Linked DNA regions of Homo sapiens: all the other regions are linked to region 2. The links are chromatin loops, found by intact Hi-C in ENCODE. Cell type or tissue: B cell. All regions are shown on one strand. Region 1 has its middle 130 kb from the start of MIR4280. Region 2 overlaps CCNH (cyclin H). Region 3 has its middle 130 kb from the start of LINC02059.

Region 1 (8,000 bases), 410 kb before region 2:
AGAAGAGGCAGAACTCCAAACAGTGGACATACACTCACAGAAAAGGGCTTCAGTTTACAGCTAAGGATTGGCTAATGCAAACATATGTGTATGCTTTAAGTTAAAAAAGTGTGTAAGGTAATCCTGATTTTAAAAAAGCTTTTGATTAACCAAAGATCTATAGGGCCCAAACACAAGGGAAGGCTTTATTGTACACAATTTCACTTGTGGAAATGGCATAAAAAATACATACATTCTTATTTCAGACTGTGGATTCAATCACTCTAAAGCAACTGTTTTAGGATCTTCATACAACCTCAGACACTTCTAATTATAGATTTCTGCTTGGGGTGAGGTAGACTACCATTTCAGTCAACTTAGTCAAAATATTGGTACTCAGAACCCTTTCTAAGTTTTGTTTTTGTTTTTTTAAACTAAGGCTGCTTTCTGTTTGTGAAATGCCCAGGTGATAAATCCTATTTTACTTACCTGTTTTGTTACATAGCCCTAGTTTGACGTATTTATTACCATATACTAGAAACTGAGCTGCCTCTCTGTTTAAAAGTTTGGGAGAAAAAAAGCTCTAGGAAAAAATAAAAACATTTTTGACTTGGGAAATAATTTCTTTCAAAATGAAAGCTGCCTTTTTTCTAAGGGCCAAAGAAGTCTTCCAAAGATGTGTTTTGAAATAATTTTCTGTTTTTTTCTTATAGGTTATTTTTGCTATTAAAATAAAATCCCTTCCTATTTTCATAACACCCACAGTTTTCACTAGTTTCTTTTATAAATCTGGCTTACCATATGGTAGATTTATTTAGCTTGATGGACTTAAGCATGTTTTGAAGATTCACCCACAAATATTCCCTATATCTGTCCTGGATTCCTGGCCTTATGTAGAACTAAATCTGGTTGACTTTTTTCTGGTGTTTTCTCAAACCCAGAGACACGAATATTTCTTCTAAGAGCTCTGGAATACTAAACCACATCCCCAAAGCAATTTCTTAGCTTGAAGTGGGGTGGAGGGAGAATCACAGAATCACAGAGCGTAATCAGGTTAAAAAAACTACTGATTTAAATCTCTAACATAAATTTTGCAGTACTGTATTTCTTCACATTATCCAGTCCTTGTTACTTTAGCATGCATTTTTATTTGTGAGAAGTGGCAAAGCATATTGATTAAAGGCATAAGTTCTTAGGTTAAACTATCTGCTTATAAATCCTCAACCCATCACTTGCTACCTATGTGATATCAGATGAATTACTTACTTATTGCAATCCTCAGTTAATGGCATAATAAGAATCATCACTCACCTATGTTGTACAAATGAGAAAATAAATGTGATAAGGTTAGCTCAGGATTTTAAATGCAATAATTGATCAGTTAGTACCAGCTTTTTTAGACCGTGAAAAAAATTGATATTGCAGAAAGTCTTAATTAATTTTAAATGTTATTCATCAAAAAATTGCAACAAAATGGCATATACAAGATAATGATAATAATGCCAATTCAGAGGAATATATGAATAAATTTTGGAGGGATTAAGCAAAAACAAATAGTTACTATGGTGAAGCTATAAGTACTCTTTTTAATGATAATGTTTTAAAGTTAGTTTTATCATTTAAAACAAGTGTTTGAAATCCAATTCTCCACTAGATGACTCAATAAAATGTTTTCTTATTGAATTATTTTTCTCATTTTTCCTGGTGCAAAACAAATATATAAAAGTAGTGCTAAATGAGGACAATCTAATAAGAAATCTCCATCTAGGAGATTTTTAGAGGATATTGCCAGTTGGTCTGAACCTGATATCCATTTCCAGAAAATACCATATTATCCAGCAAAATATATTATTAGTCAATAAATGAGTGTACAGAAAGAAAAAATGTAGATAATGTGTGATGACAGAGAGCAGAGAAGAGGAAAGGAAAGAGAGCTCACATCCTGATGTGCTTAACCTGCCTCCTGGGGGACAGCCTTTACCTAGTTCCAAAAAGCATTGATCTAGACCTTTGCAAACACAAGCCTGTCAAACTCACTTCCAGCCTTCCTTCTCACCTCCACAGAAACCTACGTGGACTTCAGCTAATAGAACTGTGCCTTTTAGAAGAATGCTGGAAATCTCTCATTCGAGTAGAGACACTATATTTTAAAAGACAATTTATTGGCTTGTTTGCCATCAGAATTCAAAAGAAGTGGAATATTATGTACATGATTCTATATAAATAGGTTACTAAGAACAGAATAGTAAGGCCTGATTTTTATAAAATACTGAAATTTATCATTTGTAATAATTTCAACAGAACTTAGAACTTACTATAACTAGGCCTATAAGTAAATTTTCCAAGATTTAATATTTTAAAGTTTTAAAGTTGGTTTCACATTTTAAAGAGACCACTTGGTAAGTGAGTAGTTCAAATAAAATTATAGAACATCATATTTAAAAGAATACACACTTTCAAAAACCTTTTATGTTTTAAAAATCCCCATTATAAATGCAAAACAATTGATAGTATACTTGCAAATCACTTTTATTATTGATGAAAGTATCTGTAAGACTTAATTTAAAATTTTAACAATGAAAATAGTGAACCTGTTACTTCGAGAAAAGACAAGCAGAGCCTAACAAAATAAGCTCATATTTTAGGATCATGAATTTATAAAAATAAATGGAACACATCTGAGAATTAGTATATATTTAGTCTAAATATCTATCCCTACTTCAACATCTAATATAGAGTGCTTACTAAAAATTAATATGTTTTACTTTTTGTGAGAGTAGGAGCCAGAAAGAGTTGGAGACACAAATTCAGCTAAACAGAAAAATGTAGTTAATCAGAATGCCTCAGATGCCAGGCTTCTTCTGACTGGCTCAATGTATTTAATATAATATAATTACTATAGAAATCAATGAAAAGCTTTTCTATATTTTTTGTTATTTTGGAAGCATCCAAAAAAATTTAGGCCATTTATATGGATGTGAGTTTCTCATAGTTCATGAATACTGAAGTGTCTATTTAGGAGAAAAAACCCAAAACATTTGAGGGTTTACTAGCAAACAGAACCTAAAACGGTATCAGAAACAAATATTTATTTATAAAGCTATTATATGATTCATTGCTTTTCTTCCAAAGTAACTATTTAAACCAGGCAAAATAATAAAAGCAAGGGCTAGTAAATAAAAGAGCAAGAAGAATGGGTCCAGGAACTTTGCTTTTGTTTCTGAAAGTCGTCCATTTGTTTCCTCAAATTCAATTTACAGCAAGTTGTCGTTATTCTATTCACTTTTAGAGATGAGGTCTCACTGTGTTCCCCAGGCTGCCTCAAAGTCCTGGGCTCAGGGGTTCCTCCAGCCTCAGCCTCTCGAATAGCTGGGACCACAGGTGTGTGCCACGGTACTCAGCATTTTCCACTTTCATCAAAACGTTTTGACAAATATGCTCTTTGTTATGCATTACAATTAATTCAATAATTATACCTGGAAAAATTAGATTACTAAGAAACATAACCCCACAAAACAAAGATTTAACAATATATCTTTTCCTATACATTAATAAGGTCACTCTTTTAAACTAATAATTTTTTATTTTGTGCCTCATGATATCCATGTAATATTTTAGCATTGAAAAATTCAAAAATTTACTAAGAAAAAAACAATTCCTCATGTAAAACTCTTAAAATATCCTTGGTGGAGCTTTTACCACTCATCATTAAAATTGAAGCTTAAATATTTATAGAAGTTGTAGAAATTCTAAGTAGACTAAAAGCATAGATACTATGTGTCTAGAATATAAATTGACAAAAGGAAGAATAATATCTTCCTGAATAGTTTGTAGCCCAAGCAGACAAATGCTAGCTGTGACTCAAATGAACAGTTGAGTATATCTGCTGATTAACTGAAAATGAAGTTACTGAGCTTAAATAAAACAGAGGGAGGGATTATCAGAATATGAAACAATCATAGGTGCACTTCACCTTTAATATCTATAGATGGTGCCAATCTGACACTTAAAATTCCCTAGAAATAACCTAAAAGTTAATAAACATACTTTTTAATCTTCACTAGTCTGAAAAACACATGCGCTGGTCAACTAAAAACGATTTCAGTTCTTCTACCGCAGAGTCACAAGTATCTTATTAAATTTCATGAGCTTCTGCCATTTTATGTATTAAGGACACAGAGATCTTCACTAGTCTTGAATTTTTGCAATCTTGGCAAAAGAATTCCCAAAACTAGCAAGCCCAAAAAGGTAATTAATCGTACAATAACTTATTATCTCTTTCCTCAGAGACCAAAGTAAAAAAATCTTACATCTTATTTTTATACAACCTTACAAAAGTAGATTCTAAATGAGGAGGAAACTTTAAAGATTAACGATCTCTTTTTCTTGATAAGGATGCTGAAACCCAAAGTGATAGGATGTTGTCATTCCTCACTGGTTTACAGCAGAAACAGCATTTGAACTCATATTCCTTAGTCCCAAGCCACTGTCCATCCTGAGCGCCTTCTTCGAGTGAGTCTTCTTGCTCTCTCTCTCTCTCTCTCTAAATCTCTCTCTTTCTCTCTCCTTCTAGCTCTCTCTCTCTTGCTCTCTCCCTCCCCACTTCATAGACTCTTGGGGTTGGGGGGCTTCCTTAGTTTGTCCTTCTTTAAAAACATTAAAGTTATAACTTCCTGACTTGGACAATTCCTGACTTGCCAATACCTCAAGAGTTCCTCAAGTTAGTTTATTAAAAAGCAAAAAGCTTTTTTTTTGTCAGGTTTCTCAATGATCAGATAGTTGTAGATATTTGGCATTATTTCTGAGGGCTCTGGGAAAGGATTCCCTATTTAATAAATGGTGCTGGGAAAACTGGATAGCCATATGTAGAAAGCTGAAACTGGATCCCTTCCTTACACCTTATACAAAAATTAAGTCAAGATGGATTAAAGACTTAAACCTAAGACTTAAAACCATAAAAACCCTAGAAGAAAACCTAGGCAATACCATTCAGGACATAGGCATGGGCAAGAACTTCATGTCTAAAACACCAAAAGCAACGGCAATAAAAGCCAAAATTGACAAATGGGATCTAATTAAACTAAAGAGCTCCTGCACAGCAAAAGAAACTACCATCAGAGTGGACAGGCAACCTACAGAATGGGAGAAAATTTTTGCAATCTACTCATCTGACAAAGGGCTAATATCCAGAATCTACAATGAACTCAAACAAATTTACAAGAAAAAAAACAAACAACCCCATCAAAAAGTGGGCGAAGGATATGAACAGACACTTCTCAAAAGAAGACATTTATGCAGCCAAAAAACACATGAAAAAAATGCTCATCATCACTGGCCATCAGAGAAATGCAAATCAAAACCACAATGAGATACCATCTCACACCAGTTAGAATGGCGATCATTAAGAAGTCAGGAAACAACAGGTGCTGGAGAGGATGTGGAGAAATAGGAACACTTTTACACTGTTGGTGGGACTGTAAACTAGTTCAACCATTGTGGAAGTCAGTGTGGTGATTCCTCAGGGACCTAGAACTAGAAATACCATTTGACCCAGCCATCCCATTACTGGGTATATACCCAAAGGATTATAAATCATGCTGCTATAAAGACACATGCACACGTATGTTTATAGCGGCACTATTCACAATAGCAAAGACTTGGAACCAACCTAAATGTCCAACAACAATAGACTGGATTAAGAAAATGTGGCACATATACACCATGGAATACTATGCAGCCATAAAAAATGATGAGTTAATATCCTTTGTAGGGACATGGATGAAACTGGAAACCATCATTCTCAGCAAACTATCACAAGGAGAAAAAACCAAACACTGCATGTTCTCACTCATAGGTGGGAATTGAACAATGAGAACACATGGACACAGGAAGGGGAACATCACACTCTGGGGACTGTTGTGGGGTGGGGAGAGGGATAGCATTAGGAGATATACCTAATGCTAAATGACGAGTTAATGGATGCAGCACACCAGCATGGCACATGTATACATATGTAACAAACCTGCACGTTGTGCACATGTAGCTTAAAACTTAAAGTATAATAATAAAATTTAAAAAATTTAAAAAATAAAAATATAAAAGCAAAAAGGTAGTCTGTTCCCAAATGATTTCTGTAATTATTTTCTTAGAAGAAATACTTTTTAATAACATGGTGATACTGTAGAGTATACTACCCTGTTATCTGTTAACCTAGATAAAACTAATATAATAAAAAAGTGATCACACAGCAGCAAAATCTATATTGGGATCTTGATTTAAACATGTTAATATTTCTAAGAAGCATACAGAATAGCTCAACTGTTATTAAACTGTCTTTATTAAACAATCTGTCAAAGGACACCTCCATCTTCATAATTAGAGTACATGGTTTAAAAAAAGAAAAATATCATGTATTATGTAGACAAATTTCCACTCTTTCATCTGTTATGACAAACATAGTCTCACAAAGGGAGAAGACCCAAGTATTGATTCCTGTAGAAAATTTACTTCATACTGTTATTTCTCAGTCTCTGCTGAAAGTAGCTTAGAATTTGTTTCCCCTCTCATAAATTCAGTGGTTTTTAGCTATGGCCTGTTTCTTTGAGGACTTCATACTACATTATTTCATTCAGAAAATGTTTCTTCTGTGTTTCCCCCCAAACCATATATGTATATATATATGTATGGATTACATAAATATATAAATATGTATTTCATTTATACACACACGGAGAAAAAGAAACAGACTCCTCTTCTACTAAAGGAATAAAATAAAATGTCATCTATTATTATTATTATTATTATTATTTGAGGCAGAGTCTTGTTCTGTCATCCAGGCTGGAGTGCAGTGGTGTGATCTTGGTTCACTGCGACCTCTGCTTCCTGGATTCAAGCAGTTCTCCTGCCTTGGCCTCCCAAGTAGCTAGGATTACAGGTATGTACCACCAAGCCTGGCTAATTTTTGTAATTTCTTGTAGACACAGGGTTTTGCCATGTTGGCCAGGCTAGTCTTAAATTCCTGGGCTCAAGTGATGTACCTGCCTTGGCCTCCCAAAGTGTTGGGATTACAGGCTTGAGCCACTGCACCCAGCTAAAATGTCATCAATTATTAATACTATATTAAAGGAATTTGATGTTAGTAGTTTTCAAATTACCCCCTAAATGATATGGAATTCTGCTCCAAGTTGATCAACTTGACTGATTCTTAGACATTTTTAGGGATATACACTTAGGTTTTGGGGGTTTTTTAAATTTTAATTGTTATTTATATACTTATTTTTTCATTTACTCCTGAGTGTCAAGAAAGAGATACACACTTATGTTCCATACATACCCTATGCAACCCTTATTTGTTATGGTTATCTAAGTGAAGGTTATGATGATAAAAATAAAATGCACAGTTATCTTTGGACAGCATATCTTATACATCTTGCCCCCCCAAAAAAAAAGGAAAAAGAAAAAAACTTGCATAAGCCTGAAACTTGGATTGCTTTGAAGGTGATTTGTTTTATGTATTTAATAGTTCGTATTAGATCAAACTCATTAAAACAGTATTCAGCATAAATAGTTTTTATCTGGGAAACTGGATAGTTTCACTTGAAAAATTTTTTGTCGACTTCTTGAATAATCATTTTCACTCAGCTTATAGCATAGATGGCCCAACTTTTAAATTCCCATCCTTAACTTTCCTGCTGTCAAGACTGCTATAGAGGTATGCTAATGCTATCTTTGACAGTCTAGTTCAGTGGTTCCATGACCAGATTCCTATCAGATGTACCAGGGACACGGAGACTTCAACCTACACCTGCCAAATCAGACTATCTGGAGGTGAATCTGCTGCATACCTAGGTCTGAGTATCTCTGATTTAGAACAGACTGCTAAGGACTGAGGAGACTAAGAAAGATTTTGAGGCTGTGTTAACCTGAAATACTGTATGTAAAGTCCCAGAAATATCTGTGAATGGTTAGGCTTTGTGTCACCACCCAGATGTCATCTTGAATTGTAATCCCCATAATGCCCA
Region 2 (8,000 bases):
AACATTTACATTGTATTTAGGTATTATAAGTAATCTAGAGATGATTTAAAGTATATGGGAGGATGTGTATAGGTTATATGCAAATACGCCATTTTGTATTAGGGCATCTGTGGATTGTGGTTATGAGCAGAAAGTCCTGAAACCAATCCCCCATGGATACTGAAGGATGACTGTATATAGAATCTATAAAGCACTACAAACCACAAAAATGTGGCCAGGTGCAGTGGCTCACGCCTGTAATCCCAGCACTTTGGGAGGCTGAGGCGGGCGGATCACGACGTCAGGAGCTTGAGACCATCCTTGGCTAACACGGTAAAATCCCGTCTCTACTAAAAATACAAAAAAAAATTAGCTGGGCATGTTGGCATGCACCTGTCGTCCCAGCTACTTGGAAGGCTGAGGCAGGAGAACTGCTTGAACCCGGGAGGCAGAGGTTGCAGTGAGATCACGCCACTGCACTCAAGCCTGGGTGACACAGCAAGACTCCATCTCAAAAACAAACAAACAAACAAAAAAGCCAGAAAATTGGGCAAAGGGGATAAATAAGCAATACAGATGAAATATAAGTGACTGTTAAGTATGGAAAGTTCAATGTCCCATAATCAAGAAAATGCAAATTAAAATACCAATGTGATACTTTTTCACCCAGACTAGCAAAAGCTAAGCATTGATAATCACCCATTGTACAATATGTATGAAAAATGCAAAGAAGAAAAAAACGCTGCTTATTTCATAAATATATGGATATACGTGCAGAGAAAAGGCTGGCAAAGGTAAACAACTGCTAAGTAACTTCTGAGGTCATGACAGATTTGGGTTTTGATCAAAGGGAACTTTGGTTTCACTTGTATTGACTGACAATGACAAAACAGTTTTTGTGTCATGAAAACTAAAGGTAAAATAATTTTGAAGATCAAGGAAAACAAATATTTAGTCCTAAAGTAGCACTACTCATGGTAGCAAGTACCAGAGCTGGTCCATGAACAGTTTCCAGTTTGCAGTGAGTTAAGTACAGGAATTGTGTTTCATAATTTTTTTTTTGTTTTTTTTTTTGAGACAGAGTCTTGCTCTGTTGCCCAGGCTGGAGTGCAATGGCGTGATCTTGGCTCACTGTGACCCCTCCAGGGTTCAAGCAGTTCTCCCTGCCTCAGTCTTACAAGTAGCTGGGATTACAGGCACCCACCACCACGTCCAGCTGATTATTGTATTTTTAGTAGAGACGGGGTTTCGCCATGTTGGCCAGGCTGGTCTCGAACTCCCGACCTCAGGTGATCCGCCCGCCTTAGCCTCCCAAACTGCTGAGATTACAGGCATGAGCCACTGTGCCCGGCCCTAGAAATTTTTAATAGCAATTTGATATAATAATTTTATGACTGCTGAATCTAATAAAACTTGAGCTTATGTTTTTGTCTTCACTTTTCTAGTAATTCATTTTTTATTGAATTTTACAAAAGTATACATCTAGTGATTTTTTTTTAAAAAAGTCCTTCGCAGTTTGAGAAGCACCCCTCAAGTACTCATAGATATTCAGAATTTGGCCCAGTACAAGGCAGATGGCAATCTGGAATACAATGTAAGCTATGGCAGTTAAGAATTTTGGATTATGGTCCATTCAGTTACTTAGCTAGAAAGGGTAGGATTAGTAGTTCAGTGGTCTAATCCAGGGGTGGATAAACTTTTTCTTTAAAGAGACAGTAAATATTTTCGGCCTTGCAGGCCCTATAACCAGTTTCTGTTGCAACTACCTAACTTTTCTGCTGTATCATGAAAATAGCCATAGGTGATATATAAACGAATAGGTGTGCTACATTCCAAGAAACTGTGTTCTAAAAACGCTAATGGGCTGGATATGCCTGGTAGGTAACAGTTTGCCAACCCCTGGTCTAATCCCATTTCAAAATCAATGCAAAAAGGACATAATCAGTGCTGCAATACTTTTATTCATTAAAGTCAACATTACTTCTCTGTAACCACTCTGAAAAATTCCTGTTACCACTGAAACCGAGGAGTGAATGAAATCCACCAATTTCAAGTTCTATGCTAAAACATGCTTTGTCGTTATACCTATAACTATAATAAAACAACCTCATATTCTGCACACTTCCTAAGTCCGTAGATATTCCCCAACTACAACTGTATAGGTAAGGAATTTGAGTCATGTGTATTTGACATAAAGGCCTTGGAATTGCTGTTCTGGCTTTTCATAGTTATCCAGCAGCACATATTCACCAATTACAGAAATAATACCTCAAATACATCTTAAATATAAGATGCCACAGATAACTCCCATTAAATTTTAACAAATAAGGTATAACTTTAAGTAACAAAATGCATCCCACAGGAAATAGAAAATGGCAGTTTCATTAATCCTAGTACCTGTCCAAATTCCCAACTGCTTAAACACCTAAAAAAGAAAGTTTCAGTGGATCTTTCAATTTGCAAAGCACAAATTGCCAATTTTATGGTGATTTTCACATTCAGCTTACAAATCAATTAAGAGACATTAAAGGTGTTCTTATGGCTAGCCACAAGAAGAAATTACATGGCCTCTTTTCCTATTGGCTTTGTGGTCACTATAAAGTTTGTCACTGAAAGAAGTATGCCGGGAGGCCAAGGTGGGCGGATCATGAGGTCAGGAGATTGAGACCATCCTGGCTAACACGATGAAACCCCGTCTCTACTAAAAATACAAAAAATTAGCTGGGCGTGGTGGAGGGCGCCTGTAGTCCCAGCTACTCAGGAGGCTGAGGCAGGAGAATGACCTGAACCTGGAAGGCAGAGCTTGCAGTGAGCTGAGATCGCGCCACTGCACTCCAGTCTGGGCAATAGAGCGAGACTCCATCTCAAAGAAAAAAAAAAAAAAGAAGTATGCCAACTTTCTCTACTCTAGCTAACAGAAGTCTGGAAGAGCATATTTGTTCCTCAGACCAGATATCACAACTTCAAAGAGACAAAAGATTAAAAGGACAGGAAAAGGTAAAAGGATTCCTTAGGAAGACCCTGACCCCTGAAATCCCATGAGAAGTAACAGAACAGGACAGGGCCTGCAAGCCAAAGAACATATGAGTCACAGCAGGATCAGAACTGCACAGTGAATGCCGAACTATTACCTTAATCTCATTAGAAATGTCCATTCAATAAAGAAAATCTGATTTTATGGATCAGTCAGCTTTCCTCTAATGAGCAAACACCAATAAAATGATTTACGAACCAGCTGGACTGGATAACAGTTATGTCTATTGATTAACACTGTCACATTAACTTACGTGATTACGTTAAGTGCAAGCTCAGCAGAATGACATCGCTCCAACTTCTGTTTCAGAACAGCAACTTCTTCAGATCTGGGTGGTTCATACTTCTTTACTAAGTTTCTCATGCCTATGTGGATACAAAAAAAGAATTTAAACTGAATAAGCAAACCTCCTTCTCATAGTAAGGGAGCTGGTTACTTTTCCATTTTGTCATAGGAAACAACACTCTTCAAATGACATGGTTATTCTCAGGATTTGCATCATTCTGCATTTCATTCTACATTAAAATCCAATAAGCACTGTATGTTTAGTTCAAGTAATTATGGCTCTCTGCTGTTTAGCCCATATCATATACAGCATAAAGCACACTATAATCTAGCATTAATTTTTGGCAAATCCTACTGGGGTCACTTCTTGTTCAGTTTTAAGACTTAAAAAAAAAATCCCTAAATGATTTAGTGAACATGTTTTGTTCTCTATCACCAACCATCTTCGTAGTATTCTATTCCATAGACAGTGGGCCAAGCATATACTTCCTGTTTTCAAAGGAAACTGTTATTACACAACATGCAATAAAGGGAGGATGCTCAGTAAAAATTTGTTAATAATCCTTTGCTTTAACAAAACGCAAACCCTATACAAAAATGTCCACTTTAGGTTAAAAGCAAACTACTGTATCAGTAACTTTATAATTGCAAAAACATCCTCTAGCTGATCTTGTTATTCAACTATAATAAACCAAAGAATACAAATTTCAAGATTAGGGGAATGATGAGAGATCCAATGGGCTTATTATTACTATTAGCCAGCCATGTGATCCAAATGACTACACTACTGACCTATTTCATAATGCAAACAAAGCAGTATTTTTAACTGAATTAATACTTGTAACTCAACACCCTTAGGACAGTATCTATGTTCCAAAAATTACAAATATCTTAGTAGCATTAAACTTCTGAGTGTTTTATGAAGAGCTGTTTTTATTTCATTTTAAAACAAGTGGAGCAAAATAAAGGTATTGAGAAGAAATCAGTAATAAAACTAAGCTATGAAATGAGTACAGTGGAATAAGACCTTTACCTACTAAATTCTATGATCCTAACAGCTACAGTCAAATCACAATTAGCTTTTAAAGTGTACCCCCTAGTGGTATAACTAAAGACCTACAGTTTATAATTCATAAATCACAGCCATCATTCTCAAAGGAAGCCCTCAGGATCACTTCGAGCAGAGAATCAGGAAATGATACATAGATGCCCTGAAGCATCTTAAATTTTAAAACACAAAATATATAAAATGTATGCCCATTTACTGTCATCGAAAATCAAGATTTCAATCTTATATTCTACTGGTTTAATATTTAATTACAATACACATTTAATTAACAAGAACAATTTACACAAGAAGGTTTGGAAACAAACATGATCGACTTTTAACCCCAAAGAGTAGCTTAGCAGCCATGACCAAGTGTGCCACGGTCAAGAATGGAGAATGCTGGCTAATCCAGCCAATAAGTAAAGTAGAGATTCTACTCAACTCTCAACACCGGCACTAATGACAGGGTTTCTCAACACCAGCACTAATGACTTTTTGGGCTGGATAAGTCTTGATTACGCAGGGCTGTATTAGTTTCCTGACATTGCTATTAAAATTATCACAAAAGTGGTGGCTTAAAACAACGGAAGTGTATTCTCTCATAGTTCTGGAGCCCAAAAGTCTGAAATGTTTCACTGTGCCAAAATTAAGGTGCTAGAAGGGCCATACTCTCTCTGGAGGCTCCAGGGATGAATCCATTCCTTGCCTGTTCCAGCTTCCGATGGCTGCCAGCTTCCTTTGGCTTGCAGCCACATCACTCCAATTTTCAAGGCAAGCATCTTTAATTCTTTCTCTGCTGTCTTAACAGTGCCTTCTCTGAGTGTGTCAAATCTCCTTCTACCTTTCTCTTAAAAAAATAATTTATCTACAAAATAGAAGTTCCAAATTTAAACATTATCCTTAAGTTATTTCCCATTACATCTTTTTCAGTGCCTAGTATGTTTCTTTATTCTTTAAAAGGATCCTGTTGTCAATCTCTAAATCCTTTCTAAATCTGACTCTATTTTCACTCTTTGCATAAGTTCTATATAAATGAACACTACTTCCTTCTATATACCTTCTATTTGTTCTAGACCAATGTGTCTTTCATGCTTCCATAATACAGTAATTCAATGAAAAGAAATCTAAACAAAAATCTGTTATATTTCTAGTTAAACACCAAGAGATTTATTTAGAAAGGAGCTTTGTATTGGAAGAAACATTTTGTAAAGTGTTCTCTTTTACTTACTTTTCATTATATCTAGTAACTGTGACAGGCAAGTTCTGTTCTCTTTCAGCATCAGACTCTCTGATAAATAACTAGTAAAGAAAAGAAAAAAAAATCTATTGAAAACATACAGCACATTGAGAAAACATGACATCATAAATTATTTTCCTCCATCCTCATCAAAGGCAATTAAAAAATTTTTAAATTTATGAATGTATAATCTGTAACTCCTATATTTTAAGGATTTATTACCACTTACATTAAAAGATGTTTATTGTTCCTTTAAGTTTAGTGACATTCAGGTACAACCTTTCAGAGGGAAAATAGTATGAAAGCAACAGTAATAGCCAGTACTTATAACATTTATATCTTTTAATATAGAAGCCCAATAAGGCTAACCTTATTTTACAGATGAGGAATCTGAGTTACAGGGATGAACAAGTCATGATCTTGTAACTTGCCCAAAGTAATAAAGCTAGGAAGCAGCAAAACTGGAATCTGGCACTAGTAAGGATTCTCTATTCCCTTAATATGAAAGCCATTTTATCTATAGTTGCACTTCTGTGGAGTAACAGACATTCAAACCAACAAGACTACCACCTAATGCTTTATAAATCTATTGCATCTTATTTGCATCAAGTCCAAATCAAAGGTGTTAAACTTACTTATCAATGTGATATAAAACCCAAATTACCTGTTTTTCTCAGAGCCACTGACAGTATGAAAATATAATTTCTATATTAAAATTTCAGTTACTCTGAAGTTTTACATACCTGAACTTGACCTATGATTGATAAAAGGCGAAATGAACAGATTCTCAAAATGTTAAATAGTTTTTCAAACACAAATGCAAAAAACTTATTTTTCTCTTGGGGGTAATAGTTAGAAAAATAGAAAGCAATGCTTTAAGAACTCTTGTTGCTGTCTTTATCCAGATTTATTTAAATTTTATTATAAAGTTTGGTAACTGTTTGATATTACATCATCATCATCTACTGTGGGAATAAATTTTGGATCTGAAAATCAGGAAATCTCCTGACAACTAATCCATTTCTGGCTACCAGTAATTCAAAATAACTAGTTTTTTCCTTTCCCTCTCCTACCTAAAATTCCTCCCATTTTTGTCATCTTCCTTTATTTTTACTCTTCATTTCCTTTTGATTTCTTAAGCATAAGGGTCATAGGTTTGGTGCTAAGAGTTGGCTGACTAGACTCATTATCTCTGTGAAGTTAGCAACTCTTAACCTCAATTTTGAATTTGAACTTATAATATTGTGGTGTTTTAATAAAATCCACAGGCAATAAGAATACCTAAAGTAGCAGATGAAAAATAAAGCTCTAAATCTGCAAGAAAGAGAAGAAAATCCAGAAATAACGGTAATAATCCTATGATTAATAATCTGAGGCATTATCCAGACTATGACAACAGCACAGGGGCTTTCCCTTTTGAAATCAGCAATAAATGTAAAGCTCATTTCCACATATCCCAAAAATTTGCCTGTAAATCAGCTGTAAGTTAAAAACGTTTGGAAAGCATTTCCCTAAAGGAAAAAAAAAAAAAAAAGGCCCAATGTCTAGTCTCTGGGAATGTTACGAAAGCCTATTAAATTTGCAAGGAGCCAAAGGTATGGCAATTTCAATTTTGCCTTCCTGGAATTATAATGAACTAAACTTCTAAGATGAAATAAATTCATTTGGACCTTCACTGAAGAATTTATAGATGCACTATATACAATGCTTCAAGATTAATCAAACTTTTGGTTATTTGAATTGTGGAAAAGAGGACTTTTGTTCCCTTACAGAATGAAGTCTGCAGGCCAGGTATGGTGGTGTGCACCTGTCACCCCAGCACTTTGGGAGGCCTAGGCAGGAGACTACTCGAGTCTAGGAGTGACTGAGATGAGCCTAGGCAGCATAGGGAAACCCCAACTCTACAAAAAAAACAAAAAGATTAGCCAAGGTGTGGCGGTGTGTGCCTGTGGTTCCAGCTACTCAGCAAGCTGAAGTAGGAGGATCGCTTGAGGCTGGGAGGTTGAGGCTGCAATGAGCTTTGACTGTGCCACTGCATTCCAGCCTGGGTGAGAGTGAGATGCTGTCTCAAAAAAAATAACCACCCAACCCCCACAAAATTAATGGAAGTCCACATCTTAACTCCATATACATCAGTAATTTACATGACTATCTTTCCTAACACAGAGATTTATCTTATTCATACTCCTAAAGTGTAGTACAGTGCATAGTAGTACATAGAAGGTATCTAATAAATGTTTGCTTAGTAAATAAGTGGAGATATAAATCACTTTGGGATTAAACGTATACATTTATATACAGTTGGTGAGCTGCGTTTGCAGAGAACAGGCATATCATAAATAAAATATAAACCTACAATCCCTTATCCTAGATGCAGATGTGTTGCGAAATTCTTATTAATAAGTATTCATGTCTTA
Region 3 (8,000 bases), 520 kb before region 2:
GTAAATCAGACACTGCCTCCTCAAGCTGTCTATAAAACCCCATGCATTTCACCACAAAAACGGAAGACCTACTCAGGCGCTCCTCTCTCTCTGCAGGAGAGAAAGCTATTCTGTTTTTCTTTTGCCTATTAAACATCCGCTCTTAAACTTACTTCTTGTGTCTGCGTCCCCGATTTCCCTGGTGTGGGACAATGAACCTCGGGTATTTACCCCAGACAACAATGCTGCTTCATCTTTATTATAGTATATTTACCTCTGACATTAACCTGGCATGGTATTCTTGTATTATTTCCTTTCCTGATAATACAATCCTGGGAAATCCTGGGAAATCCTAGGATCACATGATTATATTATTCCTTTCCTCATTTCCCATAAAGCTTTATGTTGTAGTTTGCAAATAATAGATATGGCATAAAAGAAAGAAATCAATAAAGGTAAGTGACCCTAAACTATGTAAATTTAGAAGTTTAAAATTTATATAAGAATATAAAAATCTAATACTTAAGTACAAATAAAAACTCATCAAACAATAGGTGAGTAAAACTGTGTGTGTATGTCTGTATATATGTATAGATGCATGTATGTATGTATATAATTTATTGGGTGTACCTGGAAGTTTAAATCTATCATTCATTAGCAAGTCAAAATGATTACTGGATTCTGAGCTCAAAAGTCCCCTTTTCTGTTCTGTACCTCACCTATAGGTTGCCAAACCAAGTTCATAGTTCACTAATGTCAGGGAGAGTTGAGGAAAATCAATAAGAAAACAAAGATCTTAACCTAGAATCAGAACGAAGGATTTTGACTCTTCACTAGAACAAACAAGCTTTTATCATCACTTGGCTTGGACATACCCAAGAAATTGCAAAGATAGAGATGAACCATGCTCCTGAATCAAATAACTTTTGGCTTAATATTTTTTTAAAATAATGAAAACAAAATTTGTCTCTTTCTAATTGAACCTCACCCTTTATGTGATGTTTTGTGATGAAGGCAATAAATCACAGAATCCAAATAGGAATCAAATATGTATTTCTTCAGGGTTGTGCCTTTCATGGACAGCTCATGGGTCAGCAGTTTAAACTGCATGTCATCTCTCTTGTTGGTAACTGTTGCTATTCTTTGCTGATTGACTGTAATTGATTGGCCAGTGGGTGGTAAACAGCAGGACAGTGAGACTGCACAGCTTAAACAGCAATGAGGAAGCACTTCAGACATTTTTCAAGACCTTAAGTGGTCTAGTGTTTATTTTCTTTCAAAGGCACATATGTAATTGTGCAATCTTAGCTGTAAGAAGATAAATTCTTTTTGAAAAGCAGAATTCTTATGAAAATATATGCTTAGTCAAAATCCCAGGTATTACTAAATACTCATTCTCTTATGATCATCTCTCCATGTCTTAATTTAAGCATCTTCAATTGTGAATCTACTTCTTGGCAGAATTCTTCTTCACAAATTTTGAGTAGATAATAACAGAAGAGCTTTCCCGAACTTCAACATCTCACTTTCACATTCATAAAATTTGTAATTTAAGAGCTGACCTTCATAGGAGATTCTCTTTAATGTACATAGCACCCAATCATTGGCTTAAAAAAAAAGTAGGATGACAAAATAAAAGCAGTTTTCACTGATTTTACTTCTTATTGAGAGTAAGGTTTAGACACATGTCTACTTTAAGTCTACTTTTGGTATGGTACTGCGAAGGCTTCAGCCACCTATATTTCAGACCTGTGATCTAAGAATAGAAATTTGTAATTTATTATCAGTAACTGTGATGTCTGGGATTTGATTTTTACCCCCCTTACATGCTAATAAATTAATTTGTTACTGTTTCATAGATTCTGGTAGAAGACACAAGACTCCTGGCTCAAAAACAAATAATTTTAGTATTCACAGCACAGCAAGTTGATGAGCATCAGCATGATATGTTGGTTTTGCTCTACTTCCTATGGGGGGTAATGCAGAGAGCCAGATGGAGAGTGCACACATAGCAGATTTGCTTGCAGTTAGAGGAAAAAAAGCAGCAGCATGCCCAGGAGTAGTCAGGAGGAGTCCTGAATTTTCAAAATAGGTCTAGATAATTCTTACTGTCTTTTTCCAAAACATTACCCTGAACACAGCCAAAAAGAGATGAACATTTTCTAAGGACAGCAGCATTCAGTGACCAAACTGCCTTACTAAGATGTGTCAAGTAGGAGGATGTGATGAGGGGGAGTCAGAAATATCTTTGAACTGATTTTTGAAGAAGTCTTTCTAGTGCTCAACAATACCAGATGCCTGTAGATGGTGTAGAATGTGGAATGTCCATCAGATAAATGGCCCTTAATAATTAGCCCATTTTGAGGCCAGGCGTGGTGGCTCATCCCTGTAATTCCAGCATGTTGGGAGGCCGAGAGGGGCAGATCATAAGGTCAGGAGTTTGAGACGAGCCTGGCCAATATGGTGAAACTCTCTCTTTACTAAAAATATAAATATTAGCCGGGCATGGTGGCAGGTGCCTGTTGTCCCAGCTACTCGGGAGGTGAGGCAGGACAATCTCTTAAACCCAGGAAGTGGAGGTTGCAGTGTGCTGAGATTGTGCCACTACACTCCAGCCTGGGCAACAGAGTGAGACTCCGTCTTAAAAAAAAAATAAATAGCCCATTTTAGACTAACCTTTTGTACTAAGGGCATACTATTTTTCAACTCCAGGTGGGCTGGAAAGCAGAAAACGTGACACAGTTTAATTTCAAAGCCTACAGCAATGTTGCCAGAGATGAGACAGTAACATGAAAACCTTAAAAAGTTTTAACAGTGGTAAGACACCAACAGTAGCTCCAAGAGAGAGTCAAGGGTCAATGCATGCAATTTTTCAGGAGTAAACAGGGCCAGCGCATCATGTGGCTTTTTTCTTTTTTTCTGCAAAACAAATGAGTTAACTTTCACAGAAATCAAAAGTCTAATATACATTGGTAGCTTCTGCATCAGAAACATAGAATTCTTTACTATGTGCCCAGTCCATGATGGTGGCTGTGTTGTCATGTCTGCTGTCATGATGACCTGGGTGGCACAGGGTTTATCAGCTACTTGGCTCTAAAGAGGAGTGTCTTTAATCTCCCTGTCTGAGATCTTCGAAGTGACAGACCAGATGGCTCTGACACTAATAACGACCCAGGAGTCAACAGAAATGTAGCAAAGCTGAACAAAGGGGGATTGACCAAGGCTATGAGGACTGCCCTAAGTTTGCTTACCAAGAGGATTGACTGTGTCTGCTTTTGGTTTCACATAGCTGACCTTGACGCTGAACAGTGAGTGGCAGCAGCTCAGTGGACACCATCAGGTGTCCAGCTAAAGCTGAATTATCAGTGCACCAGGCCCAATCATTTAGTGAAGCCTCTTTGAATCTAGGATCCCATTGTTCCAGCTACTTTAATTCCATTTTAATGTAAAACTGAGATGACACTCGGGCCAGGCTAGCTGCACTAATGAATATGCCATTTCCATTTAGTGAGGCCTGTGGGTTCCCACCTATCTTGTTAGTCATGAGTTCAAGTTAACCCACTCCTGTTTTGGGTGAGAGATACTAAGCAGAAAAGCCACACGGGGTCCCTGTGAGTAAGGCATTCCATTTCAAGAGCCTAGTGTTTGCACAGGCCAGTAGCTGCATTTCAAAAGGGATGTACTTGGTGCCTGTATCAGGCAGGTGGTGCTGTTTCACTGGGAAATAGCCTGAGTCTTCCCATAGTCTTTCAAGTCTATAATTGTGAGGATTGTTTTCTGCTAGAGCACCCTGCAGGAGACAGTAGGTGCAGCAGTCCCTGAGCAAGAGAGTGCCTTCTGGCACTTAGGGGATGGAGAAGTGCAGGCATCTACTACACCATTCCATTTTAAATTCAGATGTGGGAACACAAAAATCACTACATTGAATTAGCCCACTGGGCCCCACCCACAATGTCACTAACAAAGATAAGTCCCATCAAAACTCCCATGGGTTGAATTTGAGCACCATTTTCCCCTAAGGAAACATAGACCAAGAAGTTAACAAGTATGTGAGTTAGGGCTATAGCAACAACTGCCAGGAGACTACATTGTCTCCCAGCAAGGAATGCATGGCGTGCAGTGTGGCAGCAGAGAGTGTCTCACAGGAAACAGGGAAGATAAGGAGGCTTTTTCTTTGCCCTTGATCTCTCCAGAATTAGCGCCTAAGCACAGTTATGCTTCCTTCCCTGTGTACCTCCCAGCATCTGAGTGTCTGGGACTAGGGACCCCTTCTTGCACCTGCACAGCCCACTGTGGCTCCCACCTAACAGCCCTCATGTCCTTTGGTCACCCTGCACTTAGTGCTCTGTCTTCCTTGGCAGCCAAGTTGGGCTGCAGCAGGGATAAGATATGCTACAGCAGCTGGCTCTGCACCATTAGAAACAGTTTTGCACTTATTTTAGGTTTCCAGCAGCCACTCATTTGCAGCTCAGAAAAACAAATTTCCAATATTTTTAGCCCAACCAAAGGTCTGCGTCAAATAGCAAGGTCATCATTGCTGACACCATTTATTTCAACTTTTTGGATTCCTAGGCTCCACAACCACAGCCACATTGCCTTTCAGTTGGGGCCTCAGGGCTTATTGCTTCATTGTCATGGTAGCAATCTTTTGTCCTCTTCCCTGGAGGACAGTAAACAATAACCAATATACCTTTTGGGCAGCTTGTTTCAACCTTATCTCTCACTGCCTAGGCTCATTAACAGTTAGGACAAGGAAAGGCCCTTACTCTGCCTCCTCCATCCTTCCCTACATCTTGGAGTGAGTACATTCACTACCAGTCCCAGGAGTCCTCCTCTGAACCCAACTTTTAGGATTCTTATCCTTCCTCTGCCAGAAAGCCAATCTCTTTCAATATTCTATCCTTATCTCTAAAACTACTGGGTCTAGAATTTTATTTTACCCTCCTTACAAACTAATAAGTTAGTCTATTACTGTTTCAAGGATACTGGCAGGAGACACAAGATTAATGGGTCAGAGGCAAAAGAATTTATTACTCACAGTTCAGTAAGTAGCATGAGCATCCGCATGTTTGCTTTAGTTCCTCTTGCCCCCAGGGTTAGGGTGGTGAGGAAGAGGGTCCACATGAATGCTACATATATAAGCTGGGTTTGCATTGTAGCTGAGGAACACCTTGCATTTTAGAGCAAGCAGTAAGCAATCCTGCTCTTTGTCCTGAAGGGGAGAGCTTACTTCTCCCTCAAGGGTATCTAATAGAAACCCTGAGAAATGGTCCAGATAAAAAATAGTCAGGGTCTTGCACTTTGAATACATCCTGCAGGAAAAGACAGGGAGTCTCGTGGCCCATGACAACTGCCTCTCCCAACATTAACATGTTTGACCACCCATTACACACCATAAGATACTCTACTAAGTTCCTTTACTGCCTTATTTCATTTAATCAGCAGGCCAACTCTGTGAGTCAAGTACCATTATTATCATCCCCATTTTTTAGATGAGAAAACTGATGTTCAGAGAGTTTAATAGGCCAAAATCACATAACTGTAAAAGGAGAAACTAGTGTTCAAATCTAAGTCTCATACCAAGGCCCATTCTCTTAACCACTGTCTTACGTCTGTCCAGTTGTTGACTCAGGATTCTGCAAAGTTCTTCAGGGCATTTTAATATATGTACTTACCAGGGTTGGACATTTACACACTCAAAGACATATTAATATCTAGCCAGTTGAAGCACAAATGTTATGAGGGCAGACATATTTCCCCTACTTTATATAAGGTTGATAATGGTTGCCTTCTCTGTGTAGATGCAGGTAAAATGTCTACAAGATATCTTGGAGGGTCACCATTTGCCTCTGTTTACCACCAGCCTCTCATAGTTTATGCTTATTGTTCTAATGTATTCATAGTGCCCCTACAGAGAATCAAAACAATTATTCATCATAATTTTTATCGTGAGGATAGTTTTATTAAAAAATTATCGAAAAGATAGAGGAAAAGGAATTAATTGGGAAATCTTATATATCTGAGCAGCACTTCCCAACTTTATATATCAGAGCAGTCTTTTCAAAACCATTGTTTGAAAATGTATACGCTCTGCAAACACAGTAGTAATCTGATTAAACATTTTCTTGTTTATTTTTTATTGAGACAGAGTCTCACTATGTTCCCCAAGTTAGTCTCGAATTCCTGGGCTCAAGCCATCTTCCTGCCTTGGCCTCCCACAGTACTGGGATTGTAGGTGTGAGCCACCATGCCCGGCCTGATTAACATTTTCTGGTGCACATCAGTACTCTTCTAATTATTCCTGCCTTGTTTTCTGGTTTTCCCACAACTCAGTAACTCCCCATCTATATCCAACAGATAAACTCCAGCCAGTACATACAAACAATAAATATGCTAGAAATGAGTAAAAGGCCAGTTAACCTGCATATATAGTTCAGCCTACTGGAATAACATTTATTCAATAAAACATTTTAACTGAACACTAGTTATGTGCATGTCATTGAAAGTCCTGAATATGCAAAATAAACTTTAGATCAATTCCCACTGATACGTGCATTACCTAACAATATGCCCACATGTATCTAAAATAATATTATAGTGAAACATTCACAATAATTTAAAAACATGAATTATAATTATATAAGTAAATATGTAAATATATGAATATAAATATGTGTGGAATGAAAACATAAATGAATTTAATAGCAAGAAATTAAATTTTTCAAAATTTAATTTTTGGTAAAATTATTTTGATTCATAAAAGTTGAACAAGATTAATAATAATGACAGTAACAAAAACAGTAGACACTACTTCCAGGAGTTTACCACCTAATCAAGGAGAGAAAAAATTCTCAAGAAATGGTTGCATAATACTTTCCAACCAATATAATCTATGTGCAAATTCCCACTCTGCCTTTTCTTTCTTTCTTTTTTTTTTTTTACTGGTAATAGAGTTTATTCAAATATAGGCGCTGGGGCTTGCCCATGGTGCTCTTGATATATAAGGCCGGACATTCTGCCAGTATTTCTTGAGCAATGACAACAAGAAGCTGACAGCCAGGTGAATGTTATCCACAAGCTCATCGTCTGTCATCTTCACGTGACCAACAGCTACAGCCAGATATAACACCTTCTTCATTTGGAACTTGATTGTGAACTTCACCTCATCCACTTTGGCCACCATGTTTTCGTTGTGTGTGAGCAGGGAAGGGAACTTTCCTGCCTTATTTAGATCTGGGCCGAGGATTCGTGGAATCTGCTTGATCAGAGACTCTGAGGCCAAAAACGCATCATACTTCTTGGCCAGCTTCTTGACCAGTTTTTTATTCTTGTTGAGTTTTTTCAGCGCCTCAGTGTCCATGTGGGGGATATCCATGGCCTTGGCCTCGTCGCAGTGCTACTGGTCCGCCAGAACACACACAGAGAACTTGGGGCGGGGAGTGGACTTAAGCCTGATGGTGCCCGAGGAGCACTTGTCCTTCTGTGGGTCATACTTCTTCAAGCTGATCTGCACCTACACCGTCTCCTGGAATTTGTGGCGCTAGCGCTGGTTCCTGTGCAGGACTTTCCGCACTGCCTCCCACTGGGTGTCGCGAGAGACTTTGCTGCTCATGGCTTCTGCCGCCGCGCTAACCGGAAAAGAGTCTGCCTTTTCTTTAACATTTTATTTTGTATAAAGAAAACAATATGGAAAGGGCCCAGAGTGAGAAAGGAGATGGGAAGTAAAATTTTCATTCAGTCTGGACATCTGTAACAGAGAGATATAATCTCTAGGGTAGTTAAGGTACACACAAGCCTATGGGAAAAATGATGTGGTTTGAAAGGTGTTTAAATCCATTTACACTTTTAGCAGATTAGACCACCTGCTACACAGCAATATCCTGAGGGTATTGACTGAGGACAGCTAAGTTTTGATGAAAGAAGGGATAAAGACCAGAATTGAAGTTATTTAGATAGGATTTCAGATCTCTGAGTGAGAAAATTCAGGAGGAAGCCCTTAAGATTAAAGAGGTACCAGCATG

Evidence for each region. A loop is a pair of places that touch in the nucleus more often than their neighbours do. Peaks named below come from ENCODE experiments on the same cell type or tissue, not always from the same donor. Only the 100,000 strongest peaks of a DNase experiment are listed, where the experiment ranks them.
Region 1: it touches region 2 in a loop (21-fold over the local background); 14 of 110 quality-filtered maps call a loop at or near these places.
Region 3: it touches region 2 in a loop (32-fold over the local background); 18 of 110 quality-filtered maps call a loop at or near these places.

What each region holds. Positions count from the first base shown.
Region 1 is chr5:86,983,082-86,991,081 of GRCh38, forward strand. No RefSeq gene overlaps it. Among named protein-coding and RNA genes, the nearest start is that of MIR4280, 130 kb to the right of the region's middle. In B cell, CTCF peaks have their summits at 4,013 and 4,213; no DNase peak of the experiment used is centred here.
Region 2 is chr5:87,396,128-87,404,127 of GRCh38, forward strand. It overlaps CCNH (cyclin H), which reads right to left. Exons shown (of 9, transcript NM_001239.4): 6 at 5,575-5,645; 7 at 3,267-3,378. Among named protein-coding and RNA genes, the nearest start is that of CCNH, 13 kb to the right of the region's middle. In B cell, CTCF peaks have their summits at 4,348 (motif pointing left) and 4,548; a DNase peak (open chromatin) is centred at 4,404; H3K27ac peaks cover 1,382 bases.
Region 3 is chr5:86,877,291-86,885,290 of GRCh38, forward strand. It overlaps the pseudogene RPL10AP9. Among named protein-coding and RNA genes, the nearest start is that of LINC02059, 130 kb to the left of the region's middle. RefSeq lists enhancers at 695-864, 857-1,391. In B cell, CTCF peaks have their summits at 3,696 and 3,899; a DNase peak (open chromatin) is centred at 3,701.